2 separate regions of the Homo sapiens genome follow, and region 1 is linked to region 2. The links are chromatin loops, found by intact Hi-C in ENCODE. Cell type or tissue: chondrocyte. All regions are shown on one strand. Each heading gives the region's core, and the rest is flanking DNA. Links, peaks and the distances in the headings are about the cores only. Region 1 holds the start of LACAT1 (lung adenocarcinoma-associated transcript 1). Region 2 overlaps SEPTIN9 (septin 9).

The links. A loop is a pair of places that touch in the nucleus more often than their neighbours do. Peaks named below come from ENCODE experiments on the same cell type or tissue, not always from the same donor. Only the 100,000 strongest peaks of a DNase experiment are listed, where the experiment ranks them.
Region 1: it touches region 2 in a loop (4-fold over the local background); 6 of 110 quality-filtered maps call a loop at or near these places.

What each region holds. Positions count from the first base shown.
Region 1 is chr17:77,250,284-77,260,833 of GRCh38, forward strand. LACAT1 (lung adenocarcinoma-associated transcript 1) reads left to right here and starts at 3,531. Exons shown (of 3, transcript NR_188630.1): 1 at 3,531-4,238; 2 at 7,379-7,483; 3 at 8,050-9,062. RefSeq lists enhancers at 3,843-5,042, 7,290-7,947, 7,948-8,603. In chondrocyte, for the core only: CTCF peaks have their summits at 5,166 and 6,618 (motif pointing left); no DNase peak of the experiment used is centred there.
Region 2 is chr17:77,490,504-77,501,053 of GRCh38, forward strand. It overlaps SEPTIN9 (septin 9), which reads left to right. Exons shown (of 12, transcript NM_001113491.2): 8 at 239-356; 9 at 2,118-2,213; 10 at 2,477-2,573; 11 at 6,812-6,863; 12 at 8,020-10,090. The coding sequence ends at 8,155. Among named protein-coding and RNA genes, the nearest start is that of MIR4316, 99 kb to the left of the region's middle. RefSeq lists enhancers at 5,924-6,473, 6,474-7,021. In chondrocyte, for the core only: CTCF peaks have their summits at 4,599 (motif pointing left) and 4,813; DNase peaks (open chromatin) are centred at 2,668, 4,318, 7,668, 8,428 and 1 weaker place.

The DNA.
Region 1 (10,550 bases), core at 1,810-9,809, 240 kb before region 2:
AGTGCAGCGGCGCAATCCTGGCTCACTGCAACCTCCACCTCCCGGGTTCAAGTGATTCTCCTGCCTCAGCCTCCCAAGTAGCTGGGATTACAGGCGCCCGCCACCACACCCAGCTAATTTTTGTATTTTTAGTAGAGATGGGGTTTCACCATGTTGGTCAGGCTGGTCTCAAACTCCTGACCTCACGTGATCCACCCGCCTCAGCCTTCCAAAGTGCTGGAATTACAGGCGTGAGCCACCACGCCCAGACGAGACTGCTCTCTTTTAATTTATATTTATTTATTTATTATTTTTAGAGTCAGGGCCTCACCACATTGCTCCGGCTGGAGTATGGTGGCTACTTACAGGTGCCAGCACAGCATACGGCAACCTCAAATGACTGGTCTCAAGCGATCCTACTGCCTCAGCCTCTCAAGTAGCTGAAACTAGAGATATCTTTATTCTTAATGTAAGTATTTAGTGCTATAAGTATCCCTCTCGGCTGGGCACAGTGGTTCACACAGGTAATCCCAGTACTTTAGGAGGCTGAAGCGGGAAGATCACTTGAGGCCAGGAGTTCAAGACTGAGCAACCTCAAAACCCTGTTTCTAGCAAAAAAAGAAAAAAAGCAAGCTAGGTGTGGGGGGCATGTTCCTGTAGTCCCAGTTCATCAGGAGGCTGAGGTGGGAGGATTGCTTGAGCCTGAGGAGTCGAGGCTGCAGTGGGCTGTGATCACACCACTACACTCCAGCCTGGGCAACAGAGCAAGACTCTGTCTCAAAAAAATAATAAAAAATAAAAATAAGAAAATTTCTTTCTCAGCATTGCCTCAGATGCATCCCACATATTTTGGTATGCTGTCCTTTAATTCTCATTCAGTTTTATAGATTTCTTAATTTTCTTTGAGACTTCCTCATTGACGTGGATATTTAGAGGTGTACTGTTCAATTTCCAAGTGTTTAGAGATTTTCCTGTAGTCTTTCTGTTACTGATTTTTTTTTTTTTTTTTTGAAACAGAGTCTCACTCTGTCACCCAGGCTGAAGTGCAGTGGCACCATCACAGCTCAACCCCACCCCCCATCAGCAGTCTTGGCCCCACAATCCCTAGGCTCAAGCAATTCTCGTGCTTCAGCCTCCCAAGTAGTTGGGACTACAGGCATGTGCCACCACACCCGGCTATTTTTTGTAACTTTAGTAGAGTCGGGGTTTCACCATGTTGGCCAGGCTGGTCTCAAACTCCTGACCTCAAGTCATCCACATCACTTCTGGCCTCCGTAGTTTCAGATGAGATAATTTGAACTGGTGTCCCTATAGGTAATGTGTTGTTTCTCTGGCTGTTCTGAGGAGATTTTTTGTCTTTAGTTTTCAGAAGTTTAATGATGATATCTCAGTGTAGATTTCTTTGGCTTCTTCTGTTTGAAGTTCAGTTTCCTGAATCTGTAAGCTTATGTCTTTTACCAGATTTGGAAAGTTTTCAGCCATTATTTCTTCAAATACTCCTTCAGCCTCACTCTCTTCTCCTCCTTAGCCCCTATGATGTGAGTGTCAGATTTGTTTGTTATGGTCCCATTGGATGTGGACGTTCTGTTTATTTCTTATCCGTCTATTTTCTCCCTGTGGTTCAGACTGGGTACTTTGGATTGATCTGTCCCCAGATTCACTGATTCTGTCGTCTGTCATTTCCACTCTACAACTGAGCCCATCAGGGAGTTTTTAAAATTTCTGCAATGACATTTTTCAGTTCTGTAATTTCCATTTGGTTCTTTCTAAATACCCACTATTTCTTTGCTGAGAATTTCTATATTTTCATTTGTTTCAAGAGAATTTGCAATTGCTTGTTGAATTTTTTATTTTTATGTGTTTTTTTTGATGGTTGCTTTAAAATCCTGGTCACATGGCTGGGCGCAGTGGCTCATGCCTGTAATTCCAGCACTTTGGGAGGCCGAGGAGGGTGGATCACTTGAGGTCAGCAGTTCGAGGCCAGCCTGGCTAACATAGTGAAAGCCTGTCTTTATTAAAAATACAAAAATTAGCCGGGTATGATGGCACATGCCTGTAATCCCAGCTACTCAGGAGGCTGAGGCAGGAGAATCGCTTGAACTCAGGAAGCAGAGGTTGCAGTGAGCTGAGATCGCACCACTGCACTCCAGCCTGTGTGACAGAGTAAGACTGTCTCCAAAAAAAAAAAAAAAAGAGTAAAATCCTGGGCACGTAACTCCAACGTCTGATTCATCTCAGGGTTCAGTTGACGGTCTTCCCACTCACATTGTGATTTTCGTAGTTCTTGGTGGGATGAGTGAATTTCACCATATCCTGGACATTGTGGCTATTAGGTGAGGAGACTTCAGGTCCTGTTTGCATTTTTTACTTTGGTAGCAGCGGCCCTGCTTAGGTTTAGCACCCAGGTCTTGGGCTACTTTTGGGGGCTGTGGTTCCAATGAAAATCTGATTTGCAGAGCCTCTGCCGTGCTATAGAGGTCAGCTCGGCTTGTGTGGTGCTGCTTAAGGAGGCAGAAGGAGCTTTCCCAGGCTGGACATTCATTGCCTCCAGGTGGGAGAAGGGAGTCTCCCGCTCACAGGGACAGACAGGCCTTCTGCTTGTGGTGGGCTTTCTCCCTGCCATCAACGTCTCCCCCTCTCTCTGCTGTGCCATGATTTTGGGTGGGGGAGTGGAATTTCAGGTCCAGTGAGGAGGAAAGGGTTAACCCTGGCCAATAATTAGCAGGAGGGTGCTGGGCCAACCCCTTTGGTGGTTCTGCCTGGCTTGCTTGGTGGGTTTTTTGTTGTTCATTTTTTTTTTTTTTTTTTTGAGTTTGTCGCCCAGCCTGGAGTGCAATGGCGCAACCTTGGCTCATTGCAACCTCTGCCTCCCAGGTTCAAGCGATTCTCCTGCCTCAGCCTCCTGAGTAGCTGGGACCACAGGCACCCACCACCACGCCCGGCTAATTTTTGTATTTTTAGTAGAGGCGGGGTTTCACCATGTTGGCCAGGCTGGTCTCAAACTCCTGACTTCGGGTGATCCACCCGCCTCAGCCTCCCAAAGTGCTGGGATCACAGGTGTGAGCCACTGTGCCCAGCTTTTTTTTTTTTTTTTTTTACAGGTCTTACTCTGTTGCCCACGCTGGAGTACAGTGGTGCGATCATAACTCACTGCAGCCTTGATCTCCTGGGCTCAAGTGATCCTCCCACCTCAGCCTCCTGAGTAGCTGGGACTGTACGCAGCTGCCACTATGCCCGGCTAATTTTTAAGTTTTCTTTGTAGAGACAGGGTCTGCTGGGTTACCCAGGCTGGTATCAAATCCCTGGTCTCAAGAGATCCTCCTGTCTTGAAGCGCTGGGATTACAGCTGTGAGCAATCGGGCCCAGCCTTGCCTAGTGTGTTGGGGCGACTTGCCTTTAATCTAGGAGAGAAAGGAGCCTACTTGGCTGCCTTCTGTTGCTAGGTCGGGAGTTGGGAAATGCACGCCTGGGCGGGTCCTGTATTGGGTGGGGGTGAGGGGTGTCATAATGCCCTGTTGATAAATATTCCTGACCCAGCCTTGGGGTCCTTTACCAGCTCTCCTGCTCCTTCCACCTCAGGGCCCTCTTAGGGTTGCCTCTTACATTCTTTCCAGGGCTTAGCAGACAGGAACAGGGAGGGTCGGGTTTAGGCCATCTTACCCAGACCGGAAGTCTCTAAGTGTTTGATTGAGTGTTTGTTTGAAGAAAGTGATGAACCCAGGACCTCGAGCCAGGAAGATTTTTCCCGGTGAAAAGCAGAGGGATTGACTCACGCTCGGTTCTGAGTTCCAGGCCTGACTCCAGGGCTCACCAGCTTCTTCCACAACCCGCACAACTTGAACGCTTGGTAGCATCTCCACGCAGCAGTGGGCACCCTGGCTTCTGGAGGAGCCCAGGCTGCATTTACCCCTCCATGGTGCATCTCATAGGATCAACTGGACCCGCGAAAGGCACTGGCTGCGGAAAAGCAGCCAACTGCTCCCCAGCGAAGGGGATGGCCGGAAGCGAGGAGAGGGAGAAGCCCCAGCAGAGACCCCAGGAGGAAAAGACCCCACAACGGGGCCACTGGGAACCCATGATGTTGGTTACCAATGTGATTGGAGGTTCGGAACGACGGACGTGTGGCCCTGAAGTGGGAAACAGAAAAGCTGAAGGGCGAGACCTGGGAGGGAGCCCCCCACCCCCGCGGACTCCAGAGACCCAACCTTCCTTCCCTGCGCTCCGGCCGGACGTTCTCCCTGCCCCTGTGGCCGAGCCTGGTAAGTTCGCAGCAAACAGGAGTTTGGGGCTTTACAAGCCTCCAGAGGGGTCCATGGGCATTTGGGTAGATTGTTATACTGCCCCTGGCAGGAGGGCAAGGCCCTTCATGGGAGCCATAAGCTGGAGACCTAACAGAGCTCGCAGCTCGGCCACAGGGCTCTGTTCCAGGGGCATTGGCCACTGGCTTCCAGTACCTGTTCAGCCTCCCAGCTCCTTGTTGCCTGGAATCTCCACCACTGATCAGCGTGTAAACACCTATGTGGGGGACACGGGGGCAGGGGGGTCCAGGAAGGCAACTTTTGGGGGATAGGGTGGGAAGAAAGAGGGACCTCAGAGGCCAGTTCTTCCCCATCCTACTCTATTTCCTCCTGTAACCATGGGAAATGTCTTTCTGTGCCCGATCCTGTATGGGGTGCGGATGGGGCACACAGATGAATCAGACCCGGCCCCCTCTTTGTGCCAATTCATAAGCACTTCATCCACGGCTCAGCCCTGTGAAAGAGCTCCTCGGGCCCAGGAATGCAATACAGTGAGAACACTTTCCGGTCTTGCCTCCAGGTGACGATTCAGCACACAGGAAGGTGGCCCTGCCCAGGGCCAAGCTCTCTCTCAGTTGGCACCTGGCCAGGTGAGGGGGCTGCTCCCTGTCACAGAATAGGAAGCTGAGGCCCGTGGGGCCTCATAGGCACACAGCATGGGGCGGCAGACTGGGCCTCCTGACCGTCAGCGCTGTGAGGCCGATCTTCTTGCCCACTGCGGAGGCTCAGCCCCTCCCCTGCCCTCCAGGCCTGTCCTGCAACCACTCCACCTCTGCTGCTGGGGCCTGTGTGTGTCCCCCAGCTCCTCCTGCTGGGGCCTGTCTGTGGCTCCTGGAAGGTGTGACCCGGGTCACCTGTGGGCAGAGGCCTCACTCACACCCCCGGCCTCTCATGTTGCCATCCAGCTCTGTCCTGCTCTCCCTCCCCCAGTGGGGGTTTAAGCTCCTCGTGGGCTGCCTCCCCGACCCCGGCGCCCTCTGTCTCCACGGAAGCCTGTCATTTCCGAGGCCTGAGTCACCACTGGCTGGTTGCAGCCGGGTCAGCGTGCCACCCGGCACGAGGCACAGACATGAGCTACTGGGTCCTGCACCCTGTGGTTAGGAGCTCAGAGGCCTCTTTCTAGGGGACGTTGCCAGTGAATAAGTCTTTCAGGGCAGAGGCAGGGTGGAGAAGAACCACTCCTCTATTCCCTTACCCTCCCACACCAGGAATCGCTGGGCTCCCTGTGACCAGGGACTTTCCCAGATGCCTGGGATTTTGGATGAAGCTGGAAAGCAGAGAATGCCCATGTGCCTACTCAGTGCAGACAGGGTGCCCGACGTGCCTACTCAGTGCAGACACGGTGCCCGACGTGCCTACTCAGTGCAGACACGGTGCCCGACGTGCCTACTCAGTGCAGACAGGGTGCCCGACGTGCCTGCTCAGTGCAGACAGGGTGCCCGACGTGCCTGCTCAGTGCAGACAGGGTGCCCGACGTGCCTGCTCAGTGCAGACAGGGTGCCCGACGTGCCTGCTCAGTGCAGACAGGGTGCCCGACGTGTCTGCTCAGTGCAGACAGGGTGCCTGACGTGTCAATGTTGGACATCTCAAAAGGTGGCATACGGTCCCAGCAGAGAGCTGCAGTGGGGTTACGGGCACAGACCGGGAAGCATGCTGCTGCCAGGAACTGAATTTGGGCTCCCCTGCAGAGAAGCTGTGAGACCTCAAGCAGGGGACTTAAGCTCTCTGTGCTTCTGTTTCCTCATCTGTGAAATGGGTGCTAGAGGAACTGTGATGAGGTGTCAGTGAATCTGCAGCATAAAGCCCAGAGCCAAAGCCACTTGCAAACGAGGGCTCATATCAGAGGGGCTTGCTGGAGGCAAGTTTTGAGGAATAGAGATGGGACTGTGAAGGGACTCAAGCCAGGATAGGGGGCCCCCCGAGCACCCCTGGCAAAGGAGCCTCTGCTGGTGGTTTTCTGAACTCGAGTCCTGGCCCCAGGCAGAAGTGGGGAGCTTTCTTGGGAGGGCTTGGCCACCTCGGCTGGGGCTGGGTGCAGAGAGGCAGCAGCCCTGCCCCTGGAGCCTTCTGAAGGGTGGCTGGAGCTGCCTGGGCAGGTCACCCTCCACATTTCCAGCGTTTCCCAGGGAAGGGTGCTCGAAGTTGCCATGCAACACCAGGAGGGTAGGTTCAGGTGGGAGGCTCATGAAGGGCTCGCTGCCTGGATGGCACTGAACCACAAGGACCAGCAGCTGGGGTGGGTGGGGCTGCCTGGGGGAGGGGTGCCCTGGAGGATGTCCTTTGCAGGGGATGGGAGAGAGGAGGCATGTATGAGGGTGGAGGGGAGCAAGGAGGTAGAAGGGCTGATCCCTACTACTGCCCCCTGCAGCTTGCCATCAGATGTGAGACGGAAGTTTTGACTTAGACTGGTTTGGTTATTTTAATATGGGACAGCAAGCCTGGATTGGCCAAGATGAGATGGTTCATTTGCTGAAGCTAGATGAACAGCTTTGGGAACTGCCTAAGTTGTTAACCAAAGTGATGAAGGAGGCCCATAGGGTATGAGGGAAGGCCAGAATGGAATCCATCCCCATCACCTCCTCCATCCCCATCACCTCCCCACTTCCTTCATCCCCATCACCTCCTCCATCCCCATTACTTCCTCCATCCTCACCTCCTTCATCCCCATCACTTCCTCCATCCTCATCACCTCCCCATCTCCTTCATCCCCATCACCTCCTCCATTCCCATCATCTCCTCCATTTTATCACCTCCCCCATCCCCATCACCTCCTCCATCCTCATCACCTCCTCCATTCCCATCATCGCCTTCATTCTATCACCTCCTCCATTCCCATCACCTCCCCACCTCCTTCATCTCCATCACCTCCTCCCCATCTCCATCACCTCCTGTCACCTCCTCCATCCCATCATCTCCCCACCTCCTCCATCCCCATCACCTCCATCCTCATCATCTCCTCCATTCCCATCACCTCCTCCATTCTATCACCTCCTCCACCTCCACATCCTGAGCCACTTCCCCTCAGCTTCATTTCCTGAAACAGCCCCTCCTCACCCTCTCCAGCTTCCTTTCCTTCACCTTACCATGCTCCTTTCTGGAAGGCACCACTCCAAACCGTCTCCTTGGAAAAGCAACTTCAGCCCCAGTGCCTGTCCCTGCTACACCCAACGTTCCTGTCTGGAAAAGAGTTGCTCTTTATTCAGCACGTGAGTTCCTGACCCCCAGATAAGGGCCAGTGCAGCCGGGGAGGGAAGCATTAGTGCTGCCGGGTGGAAGGTGGACGGCGCCTGGATCCAGACCCAGCAGTGCTCATGGGGCCAGGCCTGGTGCTCGTTCTTTCTCAGTCCTTAACGCCACCTTGCAAGGTGGGGATTGTCCTCCCATCTGGCCATGAAGAGCTGAAGCAGAGAGGTGCAGTCGCTCATCTGCGCTCACTGGTCAGTGGGTCGCTGCGTCCCCAGAGGCCCCTGGGCAGGGTGGGCGCTGCGTCCCCAGAGGCCCCTGGGCAGGGTGGACGCCTCTGCAGGTGCCCGCACAGGGGCTTTCTCCTTCACTTGGCCACACTCAGCCTTTGATCTGAAACAATGAAAGCCCCTGAGTCACTGGTCCTTCCCGAGCCCGTGTGTGGCCCACAGCAAGGAGCTGCCTGTCCCAAGTTCGGGGGGTTTCTTTGGCTTACGCGGATACTGTATGTGAGTGTTGGCAGAGCAGCGTGAGCCTCGGCCTGCAAACTCAGGACGGCACCAAGCCCCATCGCCTTGGTATCTTCCAGGTGGACCCTCAGCCTGCTGAGTGGACAGGAAACCATCTGTCATTTAGGGTTCCTGCTCCCAACTCCCCCCAACAGCTGTCACCACCACCGTGGTTGTGCAAAGGTCCCAGGCCTTTCAGAGTGGGCCCTGATCACTGTCCATCCTGGCCGGGTCTGCTGAAACAAACATGGTCACAATCTCGTGGTACTTTCTGCCTCGTGGCTCTGTGTCCACACTGGAGAGACTAGGACCCAATCCTGGGGCCCCTCCCACAGGCGCCATATGGCTATTCCCCTCAGAGACGCACCAGGCCAGCCCCACTGCCCTCAGGACCAACCTCCAACTTCTCCTCGGCTTGGGATCTCCGGTTTCTCTCTTTGTCAAGGCACCCTGATATGGTTCGGCTCTGTTCCCACCCAAATCTCATCTCGATTTGTATCCCCACGTGTCAAGGGAGGGACCTGTAATCCCCATGTGTCGAGGGAGGGAGGTGATTGGATTATGGGGGCGGTTCCCCCATGCTGTTCTCAGGACGGTGAGTGAGTGAGTTCTCACGACATCTGGTGGTTTTATAAGTGTTTGGCAAGTTCCTTCGCTCACTCTTCTCTCTCCTGCCACCTTGTGAAGGAGGTATTTGCTTCCCCTTCACCTTCCGCCATGACTGTAAGTTTCCTGAGGCCTTCCCAGCCATGCAAAACTGTGAGTCAATTAAACCTCTTTCCCGGCCGGGCGTGATGGCTCATGCCTGTAATCCCAGCACTTTGGGAGGCCGAGGCAGGTGGATCACTTGAGGTCAGGAGTTCGAGACCAGCCTGGCCAACATAGAAACCCCATCTCTACTAAAAATACAAAAAATTAGCTGAGTGTGGTGGCGGGCGCCTGTAATTCCAGCTACTCAGGAGGCTGAGGCAGGAGAATCACTGGAACCCAGAAGACGGAGGTTGCGGTGAGCCAAGATCATGCCATTGCACTCCAGCCTGGGCAACAAGAGGGAAACTCCATCTCAAAATAAATAAATAAATAAAAATAAAAACAAAAGACCCCTTTCCATTATAAATTACCCAGTCTCAGGGAATTTCTTTATAGCAGCATGAGAATGGACTAAGATACACCCCTCCTTCATCCGCCATGTGCAGCCGGCGAGCACAGCTCTTCTGAAGAGACAGGAGGTACCCACGTCTCACATCAGCTTCTGCCCTGTGCCCTGCACAAAATCCCTGACATCTTAGAATACGGCCTGGGAAAATATGGAGGGTATGAATAAATCAGAATCTTGAGAATCATCCCCGTGCAGGGGCCTTCTGCAGCCAGGTGGCCCCTGGGGGCTATGGGTGTCCCCTGGAGGGAGCAAGGGAATGGTCTGCCTTGGGGACAGTAAGGCAGTGCAGTTATGGGACTGCCAAGGTTGGTCTCTTCTAGGGCTCTTCGGCCTCTGGTGGGTTCCCGTGTTTGTAGGGGCTGCTCAGAGGGACCATAGCTGGGGTAGAGCGAGATGCCCCAGGAACAATGATCTCCAGCTGTCGCAGCTGTTAAATGGACATTTATGAAAACAAACCATCAGCGCCATCAGGAGCCAGGATTGTCCCTTCTTTCTATTCTGCAGGAGCGTGCATCACCTGTGAGCTTTGGATCACCGAGACTGTGGGTCCTGACCCATTATTCATGCATTTGTAGAATTTCCTGGGGGCCACAGAAACTGGCCTGAGGACCATACTTGCCAATCCTCAGTGCCCAGAGAACGAGGTGAACAAGTAATCCTGCTCCTTTTATCTTTTTGAGACGGAATCTCGCTCTATCACCCAGGCTGGAGTGTGGTAGCATGGTCTCACCACAACCTCCGCCTCCCAGGTTCAAGTGATTCTCCTGCCTCAGCCTCCCGAGTAGCTGGTACTACAGGCTCCCGCCACCACACCCAGCAAATTTTTGAATTTTTAGTAGAGATGGGGTTTCACCGTGTTGGCCAGGCTGGTCTGGAAGTCCTGACCTCAAGTAATCTGCCTGCCTCGGCCTCCCAAAGTGCTGGGATTACAGGTGTGAGCCACTGCACCCGGCCTGTTTCATCTATATTGTTCTTTACCACACTCTCGGTGACATCAGCCAACTAACTTATTCTCTCTTCAATGTATCCAGCCAACTACATTCTGTCTGTTGGCTTCTTAATTTCAATAATTACACCTTTTGCACACAGACCACAACAGGGTGAAAAATGTAATATATAAATACTAAAATGTAAAGCTTTTTTTTTTTTTTTTTTTTTGAGACAGGGTCTCACTCTGTCACCCAGGCTGAAGTGCAGTGGTACAATCATAGCTCACTACAACCTCAAACTTCTGGGATCCAATGATTCTCCTGCCTCAGCCTCCCAAGTAGCTGAGACTACAGGTATGCATCAACCACACCCAGCTAATTTTAAATTTTTTTTTGTAGAGATGAGGTCTCACTTTGTCACCCAGGCTGATCTCAAACTCCTGGGCTCAAGCAATCTGCCCACCTTGGCCTCCCAAAGTGCTGGGAATACAGG
Region 2 (10,550 bases), core at 1,597-9,596:
CTGGCCCTGGCCCGCCTGGCCTGTGCAGTGGTGTCACCTGTGTCTGGGACACACCCGTGTCCTTCCTCTGCCCCACACTCACAGCGTGGCCGACTCGGCCCGGGGCCCTGTCCTTGCCAGCAGGGACCCCCGTGAGCCCCGAGCCAGCACCTGAGAGTGTCGACACCTGCTTGGGGGTGGGTGCCCCCCCACTGCCCCGCTCCCCCAGATGAGCCTCACGCACATCCCTCTGCTTCAGCCTCAGGCCCCTGGACATCGAGTTTATGAAACGCCTGAGCAAGGTGGTCAACATCGTCCCTGTCATCGCCAAGGCGGACACACTCACCCTGGAGGAGAGGGTCCACTTCAAACAGCGGGTAGGGTTCCATCTCTACTTGCCCCAGCCCTTCTGTGCAACCTGGAGACGCTGCAGGCCTGGCAGGGGCCACCCCGTCTAAAGGAGTCACACTGTCAGGGAGACCGAACCGCTGGTCACTCTCCCCAGCGGGTGGCTGGCCTGGTGGTCCCTGGCCCAGGTGGCTGCTGGGGGCCGTCCCTGAGATGGCCTCTCCAGCTCCCCCATATCTCAAAAGCAGCTTTGTGGGAGTGCCAATTCTCCAGCAGAGTCTCTGAGGGGGGTTTTGGAGAAGACCTGGACCAGGCAGATGGTGAATCTCTCTTCCAGGGAGTGAGGCCGAGCAGGGGCCGTGCGACATGGCCCACCTTGTTTTATGCCCCCCCTTTTTTTTTTTGAGAAAGGGTCTGGCTCAGTTGCCAAGGTTGCAATGTAGTGGCACAATCATGGCTCACTGCAGCCTCCACCTCCCAGGCTCAGTCCCCGAGTAGCTGGAATTACAGACGCACACCACCATGTCTGGCTAATTTTTGTATTTTTAGTAGAGACGAGGTTTTGCCATGTTGCCCAGGCTGGTCTCTAACCCTTGGGCTCAAGGGATCCTCCTGCCTCAGCCTCCCAAAGTGCTGGGGTTACAGGCATGAGCCACCTCACCTCGCCCTGCCTGGTTTTTATTAGATGGAAGAGAAGCTGGGCCAGGTGTGGTGGCTCACGCCTGTAATCCCAGCACTTTGGGAGGCCGAGGCGGGCAGATCACTTGAGGTCAGGAGTTTGAGGCCAACATGATGAAACCCCATCTCTACTAAAAATACAAAAATATTAGTCGGGCATGGTGGCGGGCGCCTGTAGTCCCAGCTACTTGGGAGGCTGAGGCAGGAGAATCTCTTGAACCCGGGAGGCGGAGGCTTCAGTGAGCCGAGATTGAGCCACTGCACTCCAGCCTGGGTGACAGAGCGAGACTCCATCTCAAAAAAAAAAAAAAAAAAAAAAGTTTCAGGAGGGATGGTCTCTGCCACCTTCTTCTCCGCCACCGTCTGAGGCCCCTGCTGTGGGATAGGGAGGGGCATCCAAGCAAGAGGGCAGCCCTGGGCTCTTCCTCCTGACAGGGCAGCACATCAGAGCCACATGGGGTGCCTTTCAAAATGAAACCGAGGTGCCTGGGCTGCGGCACCACATCTGCCTCGGTGGGTGTGGGTGGGGCCTGTAACCTACTCCGTCCTGGGGCCAGGTGTCAGGGACCTTCCCAGCATGTGCAGGGGAAGACAGTCCACACAAAGTGGGTGTGTCTGCCGGAGGCTACACACGGGCTGTGGTCTGTGCCTGGGCAGGCGAGCAGCCGCTCACTGGGATGTTTCTGTTGCACGTACCCATGTCGGGCTGCTGGCAGGGAGCTGAGAGGTTACTGCAGGCGGGGCCCCTGCTGGAACTGGGGACTGTGACGAGGGTTTTTTAGGAAGGGTTTCAGGAGGGGAGGTCTCGGTAACCCTGAGTACTTTCTTGGGGCTGTGATGAGCAGGAGAAGAGAGGTGGGAGGTGCTCAGGACGATGACCTTAAGCCCCTGGGGAGTTGCAGCGTCGCTCAGGACAGCAGGTGCACCTGCAGCTGCCCCTCTTCCCTCCAGGAGGCACAGGAGTTGGAGGTGATTGGTGTCACAGCCCCCCAGAGCCTGCCCTTGAACCCGAGCCTGGGGCAGCACACAGTGTGGAGGTCATGTGGCAAACACCAGTGGGTGGGTAGAGCTTGCCACAGGGATGGGCCCATCTCTCTCCCTCCTTATCCCAGATCACCGCAGACCTGCTGTCCAACGGCATCGACGTGTACCCCCAGAAGGAATTTGATGAGGACTCGGAGGACCGGCTGGTGAACGAGAAGTTCCGGGTGAGTGGATCCACTAGGATGTTGTTCCCAGGGGACCCCCAGTTCCTGCTGAAGGGTGGGTTGGGGGTTTGGAGGACCTTAAGCCATGAAATTATATTCTTGGGGCCAGAGGGCACTGAGCCCAGGTGTCTGTACCCAGTGCTGTCAGGCTGAGGCTCTCGTTTTTGGGGGACCCCAGGCTCAGGGCAGCTCCTCCCGGGGGCCCAGGGGAGGGAATTGCCTTCCCGCACATGTGTAACCAATACCGTCTGCCCGTTCCCCAGGAGATGATCCCATTTGCTGTGGTGGGCAGTGACCACGAGTACCAGGTCAACGGCAAGAGGATCCTTGGGAGGAAGACCAAGTGGGGTACCATCGAAGGTACTCGCCGCAGGCGCCGGGGCTCCAGACAGATGGGAAGACAGTCTCTTCTGCTGACCCAGAGCCTGTGGGCCACGCCTGAGCCAGGGACTCGTGGAACCTCATCCACTGCCTTGCCCCACCCAGAGGGAGGGGTCTCCTTGTCCCCATTCAACCCTTGGGAAAGTGAGAGGGCAAGTGGCCTGTGCAGATGCCTCCACCCCAGACCTCCCCCCGGGCAGGGAAAGATTCAGGGAGACAGGAGCTGGGATGGGGGCCGCCAAGTTCTGGATCCTGGTGCAGGCTCTTTCATAGGCACCTGTGTGGCCCTGGACAAATCGCCCAACCTCTCTGGGCCTAGAAAAGGGGTGGGCTGTAGCTCTGTGAGCCAGATGGACCCTCGGCCCCTTACCCTGCTGAAGTTCCTGGGACCCTCACACCTTAGTCTCTTGAGTGGCTGTTGTAACCAATTAGCACAAACGAGGGGACTTAAAACAACACAAACGTATTTTCACAGTTCCAGAGGCCAGAGGTCCGAAATCAGGGGCTGTTTCCTTCTGAGGCCCTGAGGACCAGCCTCATCCATGCCTTCCTCCTTCTGGTGGCGCCTGGCATTCCTAGTTGTATTGTAAAGGCATCACATGCTCTAATCTCTGCCCCATTGTCACAGGGCCTTCTTCCCTGTGTCTCTGTCCCGTCCCTCCTCTTCCTTTTTTTTTTTTTTTTTTTTTGTTTGAGACGGAGTCTCGTTCTGTCACCCAGGCTGGAGTGCAGTGTTGCAATCTCAGCTCACTGCAACCTCTGCCTCCTGGGTTCAAGTAATTCTCCTGCCTCAGCCTCCCGAGTATCTGGGATTACAGTCACGTACCACCCACCTGACTTAATTTTTGTATTTTTAGTAGAGACAGGATTTCGCCATGTTGGCCAGGCTGGTCTTAAACTCCTGACCTCAGGTGATCTGCCCACCTTGCTTGGCCTCCCAAAGTGCTGGGATTACAGGAATGAGCCACCGAGCCTGCCCTCTTTCCTTCTTGTCTTTGGACAAGGATGCCTGTCTTTGGACTTAGGGCCTACCCTAAGTGGATGATCCCATTTGGAGATCCTTAATGAATCTATAAAGAAAGACGTTTTCCAAGTAAGGTCACAATCATGGGTTCCAAGGCCTGGACCTTGACCATGTCTTTGAATGGATGGGAGCCCCTGGGGGGCCACAGTTCAACCCACTCCTGGCGGTGACACCCCGGGAGGGATGGGCCCGAACGTTTCCTTCCCCTTCCTCTCTCTGTCCCTTCATTTCTCATTAGAATGGAAGAGGGGAAGGTGCAGAGGGAAATGCAGCAGGAAAAGCCACTTTGTTCTGGGAGAGCACTTGGCTGAAAGGCCCAGTAGAGCAGGAAGCACAAGTCTCTTAATCTTCCAGGGCCTCAGTTTTCATCATCCACAAAGTGGGTGCAGTGTGCCAAGATTTTAGTGAGTTGAGAGACTGTCCCAAAGACCACAGAGCTTTTTGGGAAGCTGTTGCTCTAAAAAAATGGTCATAATGACAATTACCAGGAGGCATCAGACACTCCTGTGCCACTGGCTAGACATGGGTTATCTCGTTTCATGTCCGAAGCTCCCCGCACCCACCCTCCTTGCAGAGTTGAAGAGGTGCTGTGAGCAGAAAACCTGCCAAGGGACCCAGAACGGGAGGCGGCTCTAGAATCTACAGCTCCAGCCCTGCACCAGACTCCCTCGAGATGGGAGTTCATGCCTGGAGGAGGGTGTGGAGAGGCACACGGGCCTTTCCCCTGTCTGCACTCCTCCCCTACCACCACCCCTGCCGGGCCCACCCTGCGGGAGCTGCCCAGCTGGGTGCAGCCTGGGTGTTTTCCAGTATCCGCCTGTGGTGTCAGGCTGGCTTGCCTCCCCTTGGCCCCTCTGCCTGCAGTTCCTCTCTTCCTCTCTGCCCAAAGAGTTCTTGCTGTTTAGGAAACTTTTTATGAAAGGCAGGTTTGGGAGAGTTAGGGATGGATGGGCCTGGGACGGGCCGGCGGCTTTGCTATGGGCGTGCCTCTGCTGCACCCTGGTGGCCAACCTTGAGTACCGCAGGTGGCCGGTGACAGAAACTGTCAGGAAATGCACAAGAGAGAGGTCCCCGCACCTCTCTGACCTGTGCGTTGTTGAGCACCACTGGCTCCAGCTGAGGAAGAGTCTGGAACCTGTCAGGACAGTTGTGAGGTGGTGGGGCCCACTTTCCAGCAGTCTTATATGAGGACCCTGGAAATGTGCCTTCAGCACTGCTGGGTTTTTATATCAGGGGCCCCATGAGTTCATAGCTGACCTGACACCCGGACTAGTAAGGGCTGTGCCTTGTTCTTGCCTCCCACTTGGTGAACAGCATCTTGAGGTATCTTTCCCATCCTTAGAAACCACCCCAAGTATTGTCAATAGAAATGTGGGGTGTAATTGATCACGCCATGAACTCATTTAATCCTCATGTCCCTGAGAGGCGGGTGACGTTATTATCCACATTTTATGGATGAGGAAACTGAGGGAATGAGAGTAACTTGCCCGAGCCAGGGAGTGGCGATCACACACTCCAACTCCAGCCTGAGAGCCCCATTCTTCCTGCCGGCTCTCGCTGCCCGTCAGTGTTAGATGAGAGTGCTGCTGGTCAGTCTGCAGGAGGTTCTAGTGTGGACACCGCCCTACACAGGGCCGTGGCAGGAGGGCCTAGGCAAAGGCAACCGGCATAGCACTGAGAGCACTTGAGGGCTGGGCAAGGTGGAGGCCCCGGCCCTGCCTGCTGGCCTACCAAGTAAAAACTAGACATTTTTAACTTGGGGAAAAGCCATGTGGCTCTGCGATGGGGCAGCCTGGAGCCAGGTGTATGGGTTCTGCATCCCGCTCCAGCCTTATGCACTGTGGAGCTGAGACAGACACAGTTCTTGCGTTCTCTATGCCTCATTTTCTTTTCTTTTCTTTTTCTTTTTCTTTTTTTTTTTTTTTGAGACGAAGTTTCACTCTTTTGCCCAGGCTGGAGTGCCGTGGCGTGATCTTGGCTCACCACAACCTCCACCTCCTGGGTTCCAGTGATTCTCCTGCCTCAGCCTCCTGAGTAGCTGGGATTACAGGCGCCTGGTACCAGGCCTGGCTAATTTTTGTATTTTTAACAGAGACGAGATTTCATCATGTTGGCCAGGCTGGTCTCGAACTCCTGACCTCGTGATCCACCCACCTCAGCCTCCCAAAGTGCTGGGATTGCAGACGTGAGCCGTGGTGCCCAGCGTCTACGCCCCATTTTCGTAAGATAATGGGGATAACAAAGGAATCACAAGAGACACTTGCAGGTGTGTGAAGACGAAGTTCATCACATGGGAGGGCACCGGGTGTCTTTATTTGCCTTCCCTGCCCGGCTCCCCACCTCCAGTGATGCCGTTCACTGCCCTCCTTGTTAAAAGGCCTTCTGTTATATAACAGTTACACATGCCAGGCACCGCGTGTTCATATAGGAGTTACGAAGCACAGCAATAAAATGACCACTCTGAGATGGCCACCAGCTCGAGCCCGAGGGCACTTGTGGGTGCCCGTGGTCTCCTGCCCAGTCTCCCTGAGAAGTGGCCACTGTCCCGAGCTTGGGCTTGTATGTATTGTGTGAAGTGCACATGTCCCTGAGCAATGTTTAGCATTGCTGATTCTTGAGCTTGTGAATGGTCGTCCACAGTACGTAGCCCCTGTGTGTGTCCCTGTGTGTGTGTGCTCTGAGCGCACACAAGGTGGATGGGGCCGTGGGGGTAACACCCTGTGGGCCACAGGTTTTCTTTAAAATCCCAGCTCCGATTCCTGCTTCATCCCATTCCCAGCAGCCCAGCCCCCTGCCTGTCTTCAGGCCCCTGCTGGGACGTCCTGCTCTCCCTGGTCACCCCAGTGGTGCGGGGGCCCACTGCCCTGGCTTCTCCACTGTGGCTTCCTTCCATGCTCCTATTTGGCCTGGTCACTGTGCCATCTCCCATTAGCCAGGAACTTTCTGGAGAGCAGGAGCTGAGCTGTCCAGGAGCAGGAGCTGGTGCTGGTCACTCCAGTATCCCCCAGACTGAGGGCAGTGCCAGGTGTCCTATACTCAGCTGCAGAGCAGGTGGTTCCCCTGCCCTCCTGCCCATGGGGCTGCCCTCAGACTCTGCTTTTGGCACCAGCATTTCTGGGCAGGGGGAGAGAGGTGGGGTCCGGGCAGAGTTTCTCCACTGGGACATTAAAGCCCCTCCTGTCTCCTCTCCTAGTTGAAAACACCACACACTGTGAGTTTGCCTACCTGCGGGACCTTCTCATCAGGTGAGAGACAGGGTGCTTGGGTGGGGCTGACGGCTTCACCCCTAAGAGGGCCCTACAGCGGGTGGGGGCAGTGGGTGTGGGGCCGAAGCCCTGGGCAGAGTGGGTGCCCCCTGCCACCTGCCTGCCCTGCCCTCGGGAAGATCTTGGAAGCCCATCTTCTGAAAAAGAAAACCCACTGGGAAATGAAGCAGGCAGTGAAGATCCTTTTCAACCCCTGCGAAGTTGGCTGGATGGGAAGGCTGAGCTTTGATCCACTGTGGTCTGGCCCGTTAGAGCTGCCCGGTGGCCACTAAGGGCCCAGTGAGGCCTCATGTGCAGGCCCTGCCGGCAGCGTGGGGCGTCTCCAGCTCCGATCCCACTGGCCTCTGACCCCTACCCCTTTCACCTGGCTGAGGCTTCTCCTTGTTTCCCTTGAGTCCAGGCAAGGAGGGGAAGCCCTGATGGAGAGGGTGCTGGGTGGGTGGTCCCTGGAGTGTGGGCCCTGGCCTGGGCAGGTTCTTCCTCAGCAAGCAGCTGGCATGGATGATGGGAATGTTATCAAGAGGAGGGGCCTCCAGGTTGGCGGGGGCAGGGGTGGGGGGATTCCGGGAGCCGTTCTGCCATTGTGGGGATACTGGGCTTTCCAACCTCCCTCCAGATTATTCCTCCTGAGCTGCAGAGGAATGAAAATCCGAGCCCAGGACTTTTTTTTCCTGGGGACAAGGGCAACCCAGCCCTTTGCCCCAGGCCACCTGCCTGCCACAGGCCATAGTCCTGGAGGCCGGTGGTCACCCACTGCTTCCACCCTGCCAGCACCCTGGACACCGGCCTGGAGCAACAATGCTCCAGCCCTGTCCCTCTGAGTCTATGCACTGTCCCTGGGCCCTGGACCCAGGGCCATAGGGTGGACCCAGAGGGAGACACATGCACTGGAATATGTGTGTTCTGACCGAGTCTGGGCTTACCAGGGGGACTGACCCTTCCCCCAAAACGTGTACCAGATCTGGTCCAACATGGTGGGCCTGGGGGACCCCATGGGGAGCCAAGCAGTCGGGATGGGGAGTGGGGGTGGGGGCAGGCGGGCCTGAGTCCGAGGCAGGCCGAGCAGGGCCCCTGCCCCGCTGCCCCCACCCCGCTGCGCCCACCTCACTGACCCGCCCGCCCCCCACCCCCACAGGACGCACATGCAGAACATCAAGGACATCACCAGCAGCATCCACTTCGAGGCGTACCGTGTGAAGCGCCTCAACGAGGGCAGCAGCGCCATGGCCAACGGCATGGAGGAGAAGGAGCCAGAAGCCCCGGAGATGTAGACGCCACCCTGCCCACCCCCGGGATCCTGCCCCCAAGTCATTTCCGTCCCCCCCCAGGCCCTCCCACCACCCCATTTTATTTTATATGATTTTCTCCATTTGTCATCGTTCCCCACCCCTTCGACATGCTGCCAGGAAACAAGGGAAGGGGCCTCCCTCCGAGTGAGTCAGTGATGAGGCCGCGGCCTCCCCGAGGTTGTGGGGAGGCTGCACTGGAGCCACAGGCAGGGGTGAGAGCACCCACTGAATTGACATGACCCTCTGTCCCCAGGCCTGGCTCCCCGAGGGCTCAGAAGAGCAGCTTCGGTGTGCAGATCATCCGTCTGTGTGGGGTTCTCAGTGCCGGAGGCCTTGGGGTGGGGGCCAGGCCTCGCACTTGCAGAGGAGCCCAGTGGGCTGCACGCTCCCCTCCATCCCCATCGGCCCTGTCCCCTGGAGTGTGTCAGAGCCCAGGGGAGAATGCAGCCCACCAGGAGCACCTGGACCCCCTGCCCGCCACATGGTGTGGCCATCACTCAGCCCCTACCCCTGCCCTGCTCCTAAGGGTAGAAAACTCCAGGGTCCCCTGCCACCGACTGCCCAGCCACTCCAAGCCCCCTGGCAGCTGCCCCTCCTGGAGCAGAAAGTGCCTTTATCTCAGCCATCCGCAGACTGCTTGGCCAGATGCGGGGACAGGCTGGAATGAGGGAGGCGTCTTCATCTCCCTGCCATCCCCCTCTCACGCCACCCCCGCCCCCACCGGGCTGCAGGTGCTGCTGATGCGCTGGGATCTGATTGAGGATAAAAAGGAAGGAGAGATGACCCCTACCCCCTCATCCCCCAGTTTTGAAAAGGTCTAAGCAAGTGAGTCTGGTGGAGGAGCTGAGGGAGGGAGCCATGGAAGGTGCCAGAAGGAAGGTTGGCGGGGGCACGTGTGGGCCGTGGCTTGGGCTGGTCAGAGTGGCGTGAGCTGCCCGGCGCCTGCCCTGCCCAAGTGACCAGGGAAGTGTGTGTGTGTCCATGTGTATGCGTGTCCGTCTGTCTGTCTAGTGTCTGGGTTTGGCCCAAGACTGGGCTGTAGTTACATTAATGCCCAGCCAGCCACCCCTGCCACTCACCCTTCCTGGCCCAGGCCTTGCTGACTCTCTGAGCTGGGGAGGTGGGAGGCCAGGCGAGCCTGACTCTGTTGATCTACCCGTGCCTGGGCCCCTCCCCTCAGAGCCCATGGTAACGAACCCCTAGAAAGGAGAGAACGGGCGTCAGGGGTGCACAGTCCACAGCTGAAGAGCAAGGTTTCGTGGCAGCACGGCCCGGCCCCTCACCCTCTGTCCCCACGAGGGGACCCATGGGGGCTGTCTTTGCAGGGCACAGATGACCAAAGTCCCTTCCTGCTTCCTGTTACCTGTCTTGCTCCTGGGGAGAAAGAGGGGCCTGATGAGACTCCACTCAGGTGCACACATCACCAGGTGCATCTGCAGGCACCGGGCTGGCTGCTTGCAGCCAGGAGAAGGTCAGCGAGAAGGAGTGTATGAGTGTGAGTGTGTGTGCATGGAAGTTGGGGCACTGGGCGTCTGACTCCCTCCCCACCCAAGAGAGGAAGGACCCCTCACCACCCCCACTGGTGAGACAGTTTACTTTGCCAACTTGCCATGTTTTTGCCAAAACCAAGATTTTGAAGGAAATGAGTGGCCAGCGCCAGGGCCCAGGCCATGTGGCCTGCCCAGCCTCAATGTCACTTGGTGGCGGGGTGGGGTGGGGGTGGGCAGCAGCATCCCAGCCTTGAGATGCTTCACTTTCCTTCTCTGTAACCAGACTTTGAAAAATTGTTCGTTTCATCAGGCTCTGTTCCTCAATGGCCTTTTGCTACGTGCCTCCCGAGAAATTTGTCTTTTTGTATAAATGACAAAGTGTTGAAAATGTATTTCCTGAAATAAATGTTTCAAATGCAGAAACCCAGAAGGCTCCTGAGTGAGAATGTTTTTTCTGCCCCTGAAGTGCAGTTCTTTGGGCCTCGGGACAGGTTGGGGTCAGCTGCAGGTGGGCAAGAAGCATGGGCAAGAAAAGGTAGGCCGGGCGCGGTGGCTCACGCCTGTAATCCCAGCACTTTGGGAGACTGAGGCAGTTGGATCACAAGGTGAGGAATTTGAGACCAGCCTGGCCAATATGGTGAAACCCCGTTTCTACTAAAAATACGAAAATTAGCTGGGCATGGTGGTGGGCGCCTGTAGTCCCAGCCACTCGGGAGGCTGAGGCAGAAGAATCGCTTGAACCCCGGGAGGTAGAGGTTGCAGTGAGCCAAGATCATGCCACTGCACTCCAGCCTGGGCGACAGAGCAAGATGCCATCTCAAAAAAAAAAAAAAAAGAAAAGGTAAGGCCAGGTCAGATCTCGAATTCAGACTCCCAAGATTTGAAAC